Regions from separate parts of the Homo sapiens genome. Here region 2 is linked to region 1. A link is a loop called in an ENCODE intact Hi-C map of the cell type or tissue named here. Cell type or tissue: ovary. All regions are shown on one strand. Each heading gives the region's core, and the rest is flanking DNA. Links, peaks and the distances in the headings are about the cores only.

What was found. Peaks named below come from ENCODE experiments on the same cell type or tissue, not always from the same donor. Only the 100,000 strongest peaks of a DNase experiment are listed, where the experiment ranks them.
Region 2: a loop joins it to region 1, with 4 times the contacts of the local background. A loop is called at or near these places in 97 of 110 quality-filtered maps.

What each region holds. Positions count from the first base shown.
Region 1 is chr1:214,337,549-214,346,312 of GRCh38, forward strand. No RefSeq gene overlaps it. Among named protein-coding and RNA genes, the nearest start is that of SMYD2, 61 kb to the left of the region's middle. RefSeq lists an enhancer at 4,984-5,485. In ovary, for the core only: no CTCF peak of the experiment used is centred there; no DNase peak of the experiment used is centred there.
Region 2 is chr1:214,568,423-214,577,186 of GRCh38, forward strand. No RefSeq gene overlaps it. Among named protein-coding and RNA genes, the nearest start is that of PTPN14, 21 kb to the left of the region's middle. In ovary, for the core only: no CTCF peak of the experiment used is centred there; no DNase peak of the experiment used is centred there; H3K27ac peaks cover 1,625 bases.

The DNA of each region.
Region 1 (8,764 bases), core at 454-8,453:
GTTCTGTGCAGTACTCTCCTTTTTGGAAAAACTCCAGGGTATGCTTGGGAAGGAAAAAAATGTTTTTCCTTACCAACCAACGCTGTGTTGTTGAGTAAACACTGATCTCTACCCACACAGACAACAGGAATCCAGCTTTCTGCAGCCCCACAGCCTAGACAGCAGCAACCTGGGGAGTTGTTTGTTAGCAACCATTGCACAGAAGGACGCAGCACACGTTCCTGAGTGCAGGGGTGTTACTCTTAGAAAAGCGTCTTGTAGTCGAAAGAGAGGAACTTCCCCACTGGTTAATAAGTAAAGCCTGTTGAAATTTACATGTCAATTACCTTTCATAGTCATGGTCCGAAAACAGCTAGAACAGCTGTAAATCTGGTACATTTTCCTTCCCTCCTCATCTACACGCACCCACATCTTCACACACACTCATGCCCCTCTTTCACACGCAGTTTGCTGCACACAGTGGGATTTAGCAGATAGAATGCATTCTCTTGTCCTGTGTAGTCCAATAAGACATTTACTGAACACCTGGTACTATCTATGCTAAATGCTCTGAATAGCTCTCTAGGTGCAAAGAGAAGAGTAAGGCATGGTCCCAGATCAGTGGAACTTAGGTTTTAAGAATGTTCATTTACTATACATTCTGTGACGAAGCCTAAAATAAACTTAGCCTACCATCTCTATAGGTTTTATAAAATTTGCAAAAGTAATCCTTTCTCAGTAAATTCAAGTAATGGAAATGTATATGAAAAAAGTAAACTTCTTTGTTCTTCACCAGTCCCACTGCGTGGAGCTAACTGCCATAAACAGTTTGCTTTATATGGTCCCAGGTTTTTCCATTCCTGGATGATGATGTAGCTATATAAATAGATTTAGAAGAACAAAGACAGGATGGTACTGACATAGGATTTTGTAACGTGCTTCTCCAAACGAACAAAATGGATCTCTTTGCATTTCAGCACTTACAGATTTGCCTCATTCTATTTAGAGGCAGAATATTGCATTGGATGCATGTCATCATGGACTCGGTACTTCTATTTATGGACAGGAGGTTTTTTTTCCCAGTTTGCTGCTATTACAAACAATGCCACAATGAATGATCTGAAACATAAAACTTTGCGTTGTGTGGTAGCATTTTGGGGAATAGATTCCTGGAAGTGCAATTTCAAGATCCAATAGTGGGAATATTTTTAAAATTTGAATAAATATAGCCACATTTCCTTTTGTAAAAAAAAAAAAAAACTGCATCAGATACAAATAAGATAGATATAATAGTATTTGCTTTCCTCTCCCTCATAACGTTGTATTATCATTAAAATGTTTTTGGCAATGTAATGTGTGAAATATTTTGTTTTATATGCATTTATTAGTGAGATTGGACTGTTTTTCATATATTCAGGATTTATTTTATTTCTTCGGTGAATTGACATTCATGGCTGAGCTGTTTTTAGCACAACACTTTCTGACACCGAATGTTTGAGGTTTTATCTCACACCAGCTATTCTCTAACTCTTTGGACACCAACTGTGTGTCCTACAATTCAGTTCTATTCTGATACTACCCTGGAGTTAGCGTCAGACTCCATAGGTTTAAAGACTCCATCCCATAAGACTTCCCTCACTTCAGATGCCAGTTGGAAGGATCTCACTCGGTCACCCAGGCTGGAGTGCAGTGGCGTTATTTTTTTTGTTGTTTTTAGAGGTGGGTCTTGCTGTCTTGCCCAGGCTGGTCTCAAACTCCTGGCCTAAAGGGATCCTCCCACCTCGGCTTCCCAAAGTACTGGAATTATAGGCACGAACCACCTTGCCTGGCTCCCAGGTTACCCAGTTTCTATCATCTGACTTGGCCACAAAGTCAGGGGGTTGCCACAATCCCCTCGCCTTCATGTTCGATAATTTGCTAGAATGGCTTATCAGAGTCCGGAAAACATTTTACTTCCTATTACTAGCTTATTATAAAGGATACAAATGAACAGGCAAATGAAGGGTACATAGGGCAAGGTCTGGAAGGGTCCCGGGTACAGGAACTTCCATCCTCATGGAGCTGGGGGTGTGACATCTTCCTGGCACATGGACGTGTACACCAACTCGGAAGCCCTCCAAACCCCATTGTACAGGGTTTAAATCATTGATCATTTGACTTAAATGATCATTAGTCATTTAATAAAATCATTAGCAATTGATGATTAACTCAGTCTGCAGCCCTTCTATCTTCCCCACAGGTTGGGGAGTTGAGGCTGAACATTCCAAGCTTCTAATTAAGGCTTGGTCTTTCTGGAGGTCACCCCTCATCCTGAAGCTACCTAGAGGCACACCAAGAGTTGCTGTATTAGAACAAAAGAGACTCCTATCACTTAGGAAATTCCAAGGGTCTTTTAAGAGGAGCTGTGTCCCAGGAACTGAGGACAATGACCAAATAATCTTTCTATGACACTAAAGGACACCCTTTTGGTCTCTGACCACAGATTACTCATAAAAAAGGATGATATTTACTGGCATATTTCTAGCTTCCCGTGTAGTCACTGGTAATCCAGTCTATCATCCTACTGCATGAAAATGTCTCCCTAGCTGAGGCCACTCAGGCGTACAGGCTTCTATTTGATCTTGTCAGGTTCCACAGGCGAGAGTGATCTTGGCAATATGTCTTTACCCTTTCAGGCCTCTGGTATAATTGAGCTAAGAGACAATATCATCTCTTGTTCTGAGCCTTTTTCAAGATGTCAGCACGATACTGGATTTCCCCTATTACATAACTCATTTAATCATTCCTTTGCCCTCAGCTGCTATTTCTCCTCTCCATTTATCCCCTTTGTTCATTCACCTTTGGAAGAGACATTAGGTTCCACCTCTGTGCTTGTCTAGGTTGCAGACAGCAATACTAGTCTAACAAAAATGCCTCCCCTTCAGTCCACTCCCTTCAGGTACGGTAGGATTCTGTAGGTACAGAACTAATGGGCTATTTCTGACACTAGGCAATAGAGCTGCATTCACTGGTAACCCTGATTTTGCCAGATAGATAGGATGAAGGCCTGACCTGCCCCATCAGACCCTTAAGAATTCTGACATAAAGGTTTAGAAACGTAGTTCAGTTTCTTGCTTAGAAATCATCCCTGTTTCTAGCACTGGTAGTTGCAGCCCTGGTCCTGGGACCACTGCATCAGATAGGAAAAAGAAAGTTGAGATGATGTAGGAAAGGAAAAAAAAAAAAAAAGTATGGTTATACCAGCATCTTTTCCTTGGGAAGAATGGTGGTCATACCAGCACTCTTTCCCAACCCCTCTGCCCCAGTTTCACCAGGAAAACAGGACTCTCTCCAGTGGGGACACTCCCTTAGGCCCCCCCTTATTTTATGTGAGCACACACTTGTGAAGGCATGGAAGCCAGCCCTTCCTGCCTTTATCTCCCCCCATTTTAGACAGTAAATATTTCAACTGCCTGTTCCAATTCTCTATTAAGCCATTTCTCTGAGGATAATATGCAACACAAAGTGCCCATTTGCTGAGCTATCTCTTCCCACTGGAGGACACGGTGGGCTGCAAAGTGTGTCCCTTGGTCTGGAATGGGTGCAGTATCTTCTGGTTCTTTTGTAGCACTCTAAGCATAGTTGCATCTACCACTGGGTAAGCAAATCCCAGTCCAGAGTCAGTGTTGATTTCTCTCAGGACCCAGTTGTAGCCTCCTGGGCCTACTGGCATTAACCTGACTTGTGAGCTATGTTCAGGGCCCCCCACCCCACCCAAAACAGCCCTTACTGGCATTTTGTTTCTCAGAGGGTGCAACAGGAGTATGTCTAGATTGAGCCCATCTCTGCATTATTGCAGCCTGTCCCTGCCATGTCCACTCATTTCATGGACCTAGGTGGCCACCTAGGTGAGCACATGAGGGTATCTGCTGTTGATTCCATTTACCTTCTGATGTCAGAAGGGTTTTCTTTTGATGGGCATTGATAGGTCCTACTTTAATGCACTCTTCAAATTCCTATGGTGGTTCCCATCTGTGTGGCCCGTCCCTTTAATGGCCCAGGTTTCCATTCCCCTTCTGCCTGGCCATATTCACCAGCACCAGTGAGCTGGTAAAAACCAAAACGTGGTGACAAACAGCAAGCAGTTCAGTCCACCAAGCTGACTTTTACCCTTCTCTGATCAGAGTAGTGACCTTCCAAACTAGATGTCCATTCACTTTGGAACTGTAGTCCATAAACCAAGCAGTTCTTTGTTGGTTAGTGAAAGGCTGTTTCTGGGCACTGTCCAAGTGGCAATAGATCCGACAGCTTCTCATGCAGTACCAGTCAGTCCTAGGACAAAACAGCTTCCCTGTTTGTGAATATGTCCTTGCATTCCTCAGGTAACAAGATCCTGTAGAAACCATTTCATTTTATGATGGAACTCTTCTGGGCACTGCCATCCACGTTAGAGTGCTTCTCCAACATCATCTAAGGCATTATGGGTATTTCAGGTTTCAAGATTATTTTATGCCCTTCAGTCATAGGAGTATTTTCAATTAATGTCTGATGAGATGAATTGCTTCTCAAATGGAAATTTTCTAGTCCACAGTCCCAGTAGTCATCGCTGGGAGGTGCTCACAGGCTTTTGCCGTAAGTCCCAGCCAGTGCTCCACAAAGAACTATCCCACAGAGATTTTGTGTATATCAGCACTCCAGCTTTTATTCTACACTGTGTGGGCTTGGGCAATCTTACTGGTTCCCATTTAGCATGTCCAATTAATATTGCTTGAAGATGATTTATACACCTTCTTCTTTGCAGACACAGTTCCTCAGTTAAACCTAATGTCCATCCCCATAATACATTCAGATGCAACTTTTTGTACAAATTTTCACCTTAATCTCATCAACCCCTACAGTCCTAACTGTAGCCACCATCGGACATCATCAACAAGTTTTAGTTTTACAATATTAGGTAAAGAAAGTGTTCCCCAAGATGACATAATATCCATTCCCACAAAACATTCAAGTAAAGGAGACACAATTTTACAAAAAGTCTGTTTAAACATTCTAACTTTCATAATCCTGTCAACTCTTCTGTATTCCCTCAACCTAATTCTAGCTTATGTTAGAGCTTCACCAGTGGGTTTGGATACCACAGTCCATGAAGCCCCCATGTAAAGGAGTTCCAGAAATTTCTCCACCCCCTAAATGGGTGGAGTACATAACCCATTCATGTACATAACCCATTCATGTACATAACCCATTCATTTACATAAAGCTTTGGGTCACCAGCAGGGGGTTGAGGCAAAGAACTCTGACCTTTTTGTCAGTCTTGGTCTTGGTTAATCTTACTATTGTCCTGTGATTCCAGGTCAGGTTTCTCATTGTAATCTTGGCCTTCTGGCTTTTAAAATTTCTCCAAACTGGAGTAAATAGAGTGAACTTGTTTGGGACCCTTTAATGTTGGGTGACTGATATGTTTTTGCTGTGTCCCCACCCAAATCTCATTTTGAATTGTAGCTCCCATAATTCCCATGTGTTGCGGGAGGGACCTGGTGGGACATAATTGAATCATGGGGGTGGTTTCCCCCATACTGTTCTCGTGGTAGTGAATAAGTCTCACGAGATCTGATGGTTTTATAAGGGGAAACCTCTTTCCCTTTGGCTCTCATTCTCTCTTATCTGCTGCCACGTAAGACGTGCCTTTTGCCTTCCACCATGATTGTGAGGCCACCCCAGCCACATGGAAGTGTGAGTCTGTTAAACTTCTTTTTCTTTATACCCAGTCTGATAAAGACATACCCGAGACTGGGTATGTCTTTATCAGCAGTGTGAAAATGGACTAATACCATTAGGAGACACTTTGGTCCACCCAAACTTTAATAGTGCTGTATTAAGACCTTTGTTTTAACCCTATCAATGTCTGTCTTAGTCATACCTTTTTTTTTGTTTGTTTTTTTGAGATGAAGTCTCACTCTGTCACCCAGGCTGGAGTGCAATGGCATGATCTCAGCTCGCTGCAACCTCCTCCTCCCAGGTTCAAGCGATTCTTCTGCCTCAGCCTCCCAAGTAGGTGGGATTACAGGTGTGCACCACCATGCCCGGCTAATTTTTTTATTTTTAGTAGATATGGGGTTTCACCATGTCGGCCAGGCTGGTCTCAAACTCCTAACCTCAGGTGATCCACCCACCTTGTCCTCCCAAAGTGCTGAGATTACAGGCGTGAGCCACCACACCTGGCCTCATCCCATTTTTTAATAACCATTCAAGGTTTTCACCCTGCTGGGACAAGTCTGTTGACTCTTTCCCTTTCTTTTTGCTTTTTGTTTTGCCACTATCAATGTTTTCTTTATTCACTCCATTTCTTAACCATTTAAAAATTTCTACCCTCTTAGGATGAATCCCTGGACTCATCCCTCTACCTTTCATACCTATGCCTAATTCATATTTTCCTGTGAATTAGTCTAGTGTTTTAATTAGCATCAGTAAGAACCATGAGAGGAAGCAGAGAGAGCAAATTTGATAGGGCTTCTAAGACTGTTGCTCAGTTTTGCAGCAGTAAAGTTATATGCGACACCCACGCAAAAGGTGCCCATGCCTCTTAATCATAACATTGACCATGATCTTGGCAATGGGCATATTCAATGGGTGAGTGTCCCAATTACCAAAAAGCCAGTCCCACATGACTTGCATACACAGTTTATCAGGTACTTCATCAGAGTGTTGCTTTTAACATTTATAGGGGGAGTTGGACAGCCTCACTTCTCAGAGTAAACATACCTCATAGTGCCTTTTATCCAGTCCACCAGGCTGGTTGTTTCTTCAGGAATAACCTGCTGTGTGTCTGTGTCAGATATAGCCATCTGTGATTGTTCCACAGTGAGCAGTGAGTCCTCTGTCAACCCAGACATGTTCTTTCATTCTGCAGCATTCAAAACCAAAGATACTGTCTCTAAATCAGTTACTCTCAGAATCCACTTAAGTAAGGGTTTTTCAGGAAGCTGATGATATTGATCTACAAATGCGACAACTCTTCCACACTATCCCCCCTGGTTTCAATAGTTTATTGGTTGTACCTTCCCCCTACACACACCAACTTCTTGGTGACCAGAGGTCTTAGAGGTACCCTTTGTTGTCTCCACATAATTCTACCCTTTGAGGGCAGCTTCAAGGCTAGTGGCCAAAGTTCAGACTGACCAAAATCTGAGTTTGGTTTAGCATCAAAGTCCATCCAGCACTCTTTTAATTTCACTTTAGCTATTACAGATATAACAAAAACCAAGGAGTTATATGTTCTGCACTTTTCCTATTCATTTACATTTCCTTACGCATCCAATGAACCAATTCCTCAGCAGTTAGATCCACCTCCAAATTCCATTTGTAACTAAATTTAGTCACTGATAACAGCACAGCTGTCATGCTGGTCCATATCATGGGTGACTACATGACCACCCAGGAATCAAAAGTTCTGTATCTCCCACCCTTTCATCCTTTCTCTTCCCAAACCACTTTTCCATTAGCTAGGACCATTCTAGTGAATCCTAAATTTTCTGACACTAAATAATCAGGGTCTTTCTAATCCCACTTCTGACACCAATATGAGCTGTTTTGACTCACAACAGTTCTGAAACCAAATGTGTGGTGTTTTTGTTTTTATGCCTCACAACCATTCTCTAACTCTTCAATCACCAACTGTGTGTCCTACAATTCAATTCAACTCTGACACTAATTACCCAGAGTTAGTGTCAGACTACACTGGTTTAAGGGCTCAGTCCCACAAGACTGCCCTCACTTCAGATGCCAGTCACAAGTTATTCAGGTTCCCAGGTTAACCATACTTCTGTCTGACTTGGCTACAAAGTCAAGGGCTTCCCACAACACCTCCTCCCTTATTTTATGTTCATTAATTTGCTAGAATAGCTCACAAAACTCTAAAACACACTTTACTTTCTATTACTGGTTTATTATAAAAAAGACAAATGAATAGGCCAATGAAGAGGGTGAACATAGGGTAAAGTCCGGAAGGATCCTGAGAGAAGCTTCTGTTCCCATGGAGTTGTGGTATGCCACACTCCTGGCATGTGGATGTATTCACCAACTCAGAAGCTCTCTGAATGCTATTGGTCAGGGGGTTTTATGGCAATTCCATTACATAAGCACAATTGATTAATTCACCATTGAAATTGACTCAATCTCTAGGATCTCTTTCTTTCCAGAGGTTGGGGATGGGGCTGAAAGTTCTAAGCTCCTAATCAAGTCTTAGTCTTTCTGAAGACCTGCCCCCATCCTGAAGCTATCTAGGGTACCACTAAGAATTGTCTCACTACAGCCGGGCGCGGTGGCTCACGCCTGTAATGCCAGCACTTTGGGAGGCCGAGGCGGGTAGATCACAAGGTCAGGAGATTGAGACCATCCTGGCTAACATGGTGAAACCCCGTCTCTACTAAAAATACAAAAAATTAGCCAGGCTTGGTGGCGGGCACCTGTAGTCCCAGCTACTCGGGAGGCTGAGGCAGGAGAATGGCGTGAACCTGGGAGGCGGAGCTTGCAGTGAGCCGAGATCGCACCACTTCACTCCAGCCTGGGTGACAGAGCGAGACTGTGTCTCAAAAAAAAAAAAAAAATTGTCTCACTAAAACAAAAGAGCCTCCTATCACCCTTGATATGAAATTCCAGAATTTTCTGTGATACCACATGGCCATTGCTTGTTTTGCTATATGTTAATGTCTTTCATAATAACTTCTGAGCTCTGTATATATTGGGGTATTAGCTCCTTGTCATATATTAAAAATATTTTTACTCTAGTTGTCCATTAACTTTATTT
Region 2 (8,764 bases), core at 524-8,523, 230 kb after region 1:
GATTACTAGACATCAGGACTCACAGCTAGGCCATGGGGCCAAACCCTGTGTTTGTTTTTCTGTCCTCATTTTGCTTGGCTTCTTGGCAGCATTTCACATGTTGACTTAGACCTCTTTCCTGAAGCACAACTCCTCTTGGAACATTCATTTTTGTTTTTGGCTTTTTTCCCCATCCCTCTAGCTGTTCCTTCTCTACCTTATCTCTAAATGTCATTACCTAGGGTTCAGTCCTGAGTACTCTCTGTCTTCTCTCCTCGATTAATCACAACCATTCATGTAACTTCAGATGCCATCTGTATACTATGACTCCCAAATTTATATCTCATTTTGAACCCTCTCTTCTGAGCTCCACTATCAAAACTGAACACTTGGCTGGGCACAGTGGCTCACACCTATAATCCCAGCACTTTGGGAGGCCGAGGTGGGCGGATCACCTGAGGTCAGTAGTTTGAGACCAGCCTGGCCAACATGGTGAAACCCCGTCTCTACTAAAAATACAAAAAAAAAAAAAAAAAAAAAAAAATTAGCCAGGTGTGGTGGCACTTGCCTGTAATCCCAGCTACTCAGGAGGCTGAAGCAGGAGAATCACTTGAACCCCGGAGGTGGAGGTTGCAGTGAACTGAGATCGCGCCACTACACTCCAGCCTGGGTGACAGAGAGAGACTCCATCTCAAAAAAACAAAAAACAAAAAATAAAACAAAACAAAACCTGAACACATCATTTGCATGCTTTGTGTTCCTCCCTCAGTCTACCCTGTTGCATTAAATAACACCACTATCTACGCAGTTCTTCAAGCCAGAAATCTAGGAACATCCTTGATGCCCTTACCTCCCACCACCTTCTTCGTCCATCCCATCATGTCATCTCCAATCAGCTCACCTCTTCCCACACTCTGCCAACACACTAGGGCAAGCTACCATCATTTTCCACCTGAACCGCTACAGTCACCTTCTAAGTGTTTGTCTGCCTCCATTCCTGGCCCCTCCAATCTCTTTTCCATGATGCAGCCATTTTTCTCCAAGTTAAAAACCTTCAATGGCTTCCTACAGTAGTTTGAAAAATAAGCCCAAATATTTTACTATGAATCCTGCATGATCTAACCTCTGCAAACCTCTCCAACCTCATCCTGAGTCATCACTGTGCACTGTGCCCAACATACTGATTTCTTTTTCATGATCTTATTTATGCCAAAGTTGTTCCTATCTCAGGGCCCTTGGGTATGTTCTTCCCTGTGTAAGGGGCATGGTTAATCTCTGCTTTTCACATAGTCAGCTCCTTATCCGTTGAAGGCTCAGTTTAAATATCACTTCCTCAGGTCTTCCAGATCACTCTCTGTATCAGGGTTCTCCAGAGAAACAGAACCAGTAGGATGGATGGATGGATGGATGGATGGATGGATGGACAGACAGATAGATGGGTAGGTGGGTAGGTAGATTAGATAGATAGATAGATAGATAGATAGATAGATAGATAGATAGATAGATAGATAGATGATAGATAGATAGATAGATAGATAGATAGATAGATAGATAGATAGATAGATAGACAGAGAGCCAGCCAGATGCTTTCACATTGTCAGGGCTGGCAGGTCTGAAATTTGTAGCAAAGGCTGGCAGGCTGGAAACTTTTGGGCAGGAGCTGCAGTCATGGGGCAGAATTTATTCTCTTCCTCAGGGAAATCTTAGTTTTGCTCTTAAGCCCTTTTAACTGATTATAGGAGGCTCATCCACATTATCCAAGATAATCTCCTTTACTTAAAGTCAACTGCTTGTAGATGTTAACCAGATCTACAAAATGCCTCCACAGCAACACCTAGATTAGTGTTTGATTGAAAACTGGGTACTATAGCCTCACCAAGTTGACACATAAAGCTAGCCAATCACTCTCTGCTAGAAAGATTTGACTCTTTTCCATCTTTATGTAGTTGGCATATGCATCTTATTTCCTCCTATCAGTATCTTGATAAGAGCCTAGAATATTTTCCTTATTACTGTTCCCAGGGCTGGACTGAGACACTTTTGACATGCAATAGACTTTCTGGGCTAGGGAATTGCTTTTATAAACTCCCCCTCACCTGTATTTTTCCATTCCAAAATGTTGCCAATTAGATATAATGTTTAAGCATCAAACACTGTAAAAATGTAAACTCCACAAGTAGTAGTGATGGTTATCCTGCCATTGGGAATTCTAAGCAGGTCTTGGTAAAGAAAGGAAAAGGGAAGATGTTTGTCCAGTTCACGGTTTTGAGTCAGGCTCACTCTGACTCACAGAAAAGTACCTCCTGTGACTCCTTTTCCTTCTAGCCTCTACTGTTTATATCTTTGCTTTAATTTCCTCCTCTGTCTTCACCATGGATTCCTATAACTCCAAATAGTCTTGCACTCGAAGCTGATTATTTCAGAATACTTAATGTCTGAAGTTCCCCCAAATTAGCATCCAGATGTGTTATTTAGCATTCGTGAATACTGAAATTTTCCTTGCAAGAAAATAGTTCTTCTATAATGATAGAACAATGATGCACTTTCCCTCTTATACAATAATAGGAAGAGTACACATTGTAAAATGGCAGAGGAAAACATTGTTTGAAAGAGACAGAGCCTCAATCAATTAACAGGCATGTCCTGCAAAAAGCTATGCAAAATTCCCCCCTTACCAGATAATGGGAGGGAGAGTGGAGATGGAGAAGTTCACTTACTGTAGTCAGGTGACTTCTTTAGCCATAATGACGCTAAGGTTCTTAAACATGGCAAAATCTGAGGTATTGACACATTGGAAGCAGACAAAGACTAGACATGATTTTCATTAATTCTCATCCATATTAAATAAGTGACATCTACAATCTTTGCACAGTGAAGGGATGAGGGAGAAACTAGTGGGGTTGTCAGTCATGTGAACCACTTGCTTTGCCTCCTTCTTCTGATAATGATCTTCCACCCAACTGATTGAACACTCAGGGTTGGGAGAAGGCAGGAGTGGTGACAGGATATTATCTTCAATTTGGTCTGCTTTTCTTATCTTTAGAAGTACCAACAGAAGGGAACAGAGGTTGAAATTAATGAGGTGGAAATGGGATTCTGAATTATCAGTGCATTTTAATCATCTCTGCTCACCCTTGCAGGTTGACTGTACTCAATTTCCTTTAGACTTCCCTAGGTAGAGAAGTCTACACTCATGAGAAAGAATAATTTCTGTCCTGGAAGCTCTATTCCCTGTATTATTTTTAAAGGAGATTTTAAAACTTAAGGAGGCCTCAGTAGAAAAACATTTCTACATTTGTTTCTTCGAAAAAGACTTTAAAACATCATTTGCCAATAGAGAAAGGGTTTTCCCTACTGTTTTTGGAGCACATTTCTGAAAAGTCCCTCTCCGTGAATCCTCTGCATATGTCCCTCAGAGAAGACGAATGTAAGTAGCATCATATGCCCTCGATGCACTGATTTCTTCCTTGGTTTGTCTTGTCCTGGTCAGAGAAATAGCTTCCATTCTTTTGGATTGCTTTTAAATTCTAATGTCAGAGAACTTCAGTAAAAACCAAATATGGGCCTAGGTTGACGTGCAACAGATTGAGAAGTTGAAATAACATATTGCCTGGACGCAACAGCTGTGAAAAGTCCGTCAGTTAGATTCTGCGGGTACGGTAAACAATGATAAAAGTCAGGCAGAGAGATCATAAAATTATGATTTTTTTTAAAGAAAAAAGTAAAGCCAGGAAAGAAAAGGCCTTTGTCTCTAGTTGACCAGCTAGCCCAAAGCTTCTACCAGAAATAGTGAAAACTGTAGTAACTTGAAGTTGGCTTACAGAGAGGAGACTGCCATGTGAGTTGAGGCTTTTTAGAGGACCTGGGCTGGGCCTGGAAGGAGGTGAAGGGCTGGGTTCAAGAGAGGTGGGGAAAGAGAATTCCAAGCAGGGTGTGAAAGAAGGCATAAAAGTCAGGATGAACACAGTGGTGGTGATGGAGAACTGGGGAAGGGTCAGAAGGTTCAGGTAGGGAATGCCCTCCCCAAGGGAGGGGCTGCCTCAGAGGAGACAGCTATAAGCCTCCTCTTCTCTGAAAGAGGGGCAGGAACAGGCCTCAGCGTGCCTGGGTAGTGGCCTGCGCTGGTTCTTTCTGGCAGAAAGCCTTCATTAAGAACTTTTGAACTGTCAAGGAAATTAGTCCCCAATTCAGCTGAGTTAAAATTCAGCTCCCCCTGTCCCTCCACCTGCCCTATCCCCATTACCTAATTTCAAGATTCTGTCCTTTCACCATAAGATCTTTAAAACTGCTGAAGTGATGGGGCAGAAAAGAAAATGTGAACTGTTTTTCCTAAGCAATTAATTTGAGCCTGCTATTTGAATAACTACTGTTCTAGTATTCTCTCAACTTGTTTTCCACTTAAATTTCAAAGCAGACTCATAGCTACTCCAGACAAGGACCAGTTCTGGAATTCTACCTCCCTCTCTTCCTGTTTTTCTCTCTCTCTCTCACACACACACACACACACACACACACACACACACACACACACACTGCTGGCATTACAACCTATCCCACTCACCCACGGTTTCTAGTAGGTTCTGACCTAGGATCCATTTAATATAGCACTAGCTGGTGAAGGCAATGAAGGAAATCCTAGCATTTAACTTTCAGCTCATAAAAAACATATGTCCATGTATACAAGCTGCAAAGGAAAGCACAGAATTATCTTCTCACTTGGAAAAACTCTGCCATTTCCCCCATGAAAAAGAAAAACATGTTGGCCCAAGAATCTTGCCATCTTCTTCCTTTTCTTCCTCTTTCTCTTCCTCTCCCCACCCTCCATTCTTCTTATTTTTTCTTAGTTCTTGAAACCTACTAACAAGATTCCAGGTAATGTTTAAAGGTTTCCAGGTTTGTTTCTCAAGTGTTCTGAAACATTCCTTTTTGGGATGTACATGGGTGTGCGGATCTTTATTAGATATGATCTTTGCCCAAATGCCTCAGTCCATGCTCTGTTATCATCAAGTGAAATCCAAATCTCTGCGAAGAACTTTTTTTTTTTTTAATAACACCTGGCCTGGCACACAAAGCCTTAAGGGCTGAAAGCCATGGCAGATTCTCCAACTACAAGAATCAAACCATTCATCATCGTCTAGCCTTCACGTCTGCCAGCCAAGAAGGAACAGGAAGTTCGCTTGTGAGTTGCAGGAGTACGGAATGCGAAACTCCAAGCAGTTACTTGCTGTGGTTTTAAGTTTTTGTCTTGGAAGTTAAGAACAATGTGAACCTCTCTTCTAAATAGCATTCTAGTCAATAAATACCTACCTGGCACCTCAAGCCTTTGAAGTTGCTGCAGTCTGTACCTTAGCACAACATTTTAACACATATTAGTTTTTAAAGCAAATCTAATATGAGTACTAGTGTACAAATTGCCCATATTGCGTGGCTGATTAGGTTGCTATTTAAGACTGAGCAGATTAAATATCCTCTCTAAAAATTCTTAGTAGGCATTTTCAGCCTTTATGTATACATCAACAAGCTACCGCATAACATTTCTCATGGGTCACACTCGATTTATAGTTTACCAATTTATAGAGGGGTGTGGTGGGGTGGCAGTTTGAGAGGAAGGGTCTGGGCTTACCAGGGTTAACAAACATGTGCATTTCGACTATACGCTTGCTGGCAATCCAATTTAATAGCTCATTTTCAAATCCTTTCTTGGAAAAGGAATTCAGATTACATAATCATGAAAAACAAACCTGTTGCCACCCAGCATGAGCCAACATGTTACAGTACTTTATGGCCTAAGGTTATTAAGCCAGCACCCAGTTTCATGAGCCAGAGAGAAGATTGGGAACATTTAAAATCTATCAGCTTTGTTAAAGTTATGCTGCTTAGTAGAAATAACAGGCAATTCACCTTTCTTGAGTTCATAATACCTTAAGACCTTGGATTGATTAAATAGGCGCTTGTTTACTGCTAATGAGGGCTATATGATCATTAGCAACCTAGAAACCTACTGAGTAATTCTTTACATTAGCTCCTTTTAATGGGAAGACTACCTTGGCTATTCCTAGCTATCCTCAAGATTCCCATCAACTTTGTCTTTCACTGTGAAGCTTTCTTTTACATTGCACCATGGGCTGAGTGAAGTAATGAACTCTGATCTGGTATAACTGCCCACAAACATAAATTGTCTATTATTTCAACTGAAAAATCTCTGTGTTCTAGGTTTTTAAATTTTTCATTTTGGGTGCACTTGGAGATAAGACTGTGAACTCTACTTTAATCTACATTTCCTGGTTTAAGGGCCATATACAGATATTGTCCTAAAACTCCTGCTTCAAGTTTCCAAAGGAAATCTATTAACATCAGCTGTGGGTCTAGATAGGTGGTGAGACATGAAGAGTGGTTACTTTCTTACTTTAGACAGGTAACCAAAAAAGAATGCTTTTCTGCCCGAAGCAAGACATTGACCTAAATTTCTATTTTCAACACAGAAGTGAAAAAAAGAAAACAATCTGACTCATCAAATTAGGCAACAATCAACTCACCATATAACCTTTCCTGTGGTTAATATACCTTATGAACTTGCTATGAGGTATACAAATTGCCTCCATTCTTCCAGCAGAAATCATAGTTGATTAGATGACAAAACCTATGCAGAAGAGCAGGAGAGTAAGTACCAATAACTATCTTTTGTGTACTCACCATGTAGCGTGGTGCTAAGAGCTTTACACAAATTATTTCACATAATCCTCAGAACAACCCCCTTAGCTGGATAAGGGTGAAGCGAGGTTGAGTAATTTGCCCAACACCTCACAGCTAGCAAGTTGTAGTGCTGGGACCTGTCTTTGGTTTAATGCCTACACTCTAGGCTGTGCTACTTCCTGGTTATCAGACTACATAGGTATCTAGAAGGTAAAAAATCACTCCTCAACTGCTATGGCTAACAGGTCACCTTTACATATCCTGAATATATATTCTGTTTTATTTGACTTTCACTAAATAACAACTTTTCTCTGGTAATTAAAGAGTTGTTGGGCATGGTGGCTCAGGCCTGTAATCCCAGCACTTTGGGAGGCCAAGGAAAGTGGATCACCTGAGGTCAGGAGTTCGAGACCAGCCTGACCAACATGGAGAAACCCCATCTCCACTAAAAATACAAAATTAGCTGGGTGTGGTGGCACATGCCTGTAATCCCAGCTACTTGGGAGGCTGAGGCAGGATAATTGCTTGAGCCCAGGAGGCAGAGGTTGTGGTGAGCTGAGATCGTGCCATTGCACTCCAGCCTGGGCAACAAGAGTGAAACTCCATCTCAAAACAAACAAACAAACAAACAAACAAACAAAGAGTCATGCTAATCCGAAAAGTGTTGCTTCATTGTTTTTTAAAATATTGAAGTGTTAATGTTTTCTGGTTCTAGAATCTCAGAAGCAATTTCTCCCAGAAGGAACTATAGGGGTAATTTTATACCCCTTCTCTCTCTAGTACCAGCCAAGAGAGAAAAGCTGGGTTCCTTCAGCTGCTCCTCCTTCTCCAACTTTCAGCAAGCAAAAGAGATAGAAATATTGCCTCAGTTTATTTGTGGCTCATTTGCATTTCACCTTGTCCACTGAGCTCTAGGGTGGGTGATACAGTTTGGCTCTGTGTCCACACCCAAATCTCATCTTGAATTGTACTCTTGTATTTCCCACATGTTGTGGGAGGGACCTAGCGGGAGATAATTTGAATCATGGGGTGGTTTCCCCCATACTGTTCTTGTAGTGAGTAAATCTCACAAGATCTGATGGTTTTATCAGGGGTTTCTGTTTTTGCATCTTCCTCATTTTCTCTTGCTCTTGCCGCCGCCATGTAAGAAGTGCCTTTGCCTCCTGTCATGACTCTGAGGCCTCCCAGCCATATGAAACTGTAAGTCCAATTAAACCTCTTTTTTTGCCCAGTCTCGGGTATGTCTTCATCAGCAGTGTGAAAATGGACTAATACAGTAAATTGGTACCAGGAGTGGGGTGTTGCTGAAAAGATACCCAAAAATGTGGAAGCAATTTTTGGACCTGGGTAACAGGCAGAGGTTGGAGCAGTTTGGAGGGTTCAGAAGAAGACAGGAACTTCCTAGAGATTTGTTCAATGGCTTTGACAAAAATACTGATAATGATATGAACAATGAAATCCAGGCTGAGGTGATCTCAGATGGAGATGAGGGACTTGTTGAAAACTAAAGCAAAGGTAACTCTTGTTATGTTTTAGCAAAGAGGCTGGCAGCATTTTGCCCCTGACCTAGAGATATGCAGAACTTTGAACTTGAGAAAGATGATTTAGGGTAACTGCTGGAAGAAATTTCTAAGCAGAAAATTATTCAAGATGTGACTTGGGTGCTGTTCAAGGCATTCAGTTTTAAAAGGGAAGCAGAGCATAAAAGTTCATAAAATTTGCAGACTGACAATGCGATAGAAAAGAAAATCTTATTTCCTGAGGAGAAATTTAAGCTAGCTGCCGATACTTGCGTAAGTAACGAGGAGGTGAATGTTAATCCCAAAGACAATGGGGAAAATGTCTCCAGGGCATGTCTGAGACCTTTGTGGCAGCCTCTCCCATCACAGACCTAGAGGTCTAGAAGGAGAAAATGGTTTCATGGGCAGGGCCCAGGGTCCCCATGCTGTGTGCAGTCTAAGGACTTGGTGCCCTGCATCCCAGCTGCTCCAGTTGTGGCTGAAAGAGGTCAACATAGAACTCAGGCTGTGGCTTCAGAGGGTGCAAGCCCCAAGTCTTGGCAGCTTCCACATAGTGTGGAGCCTGTGGGTGC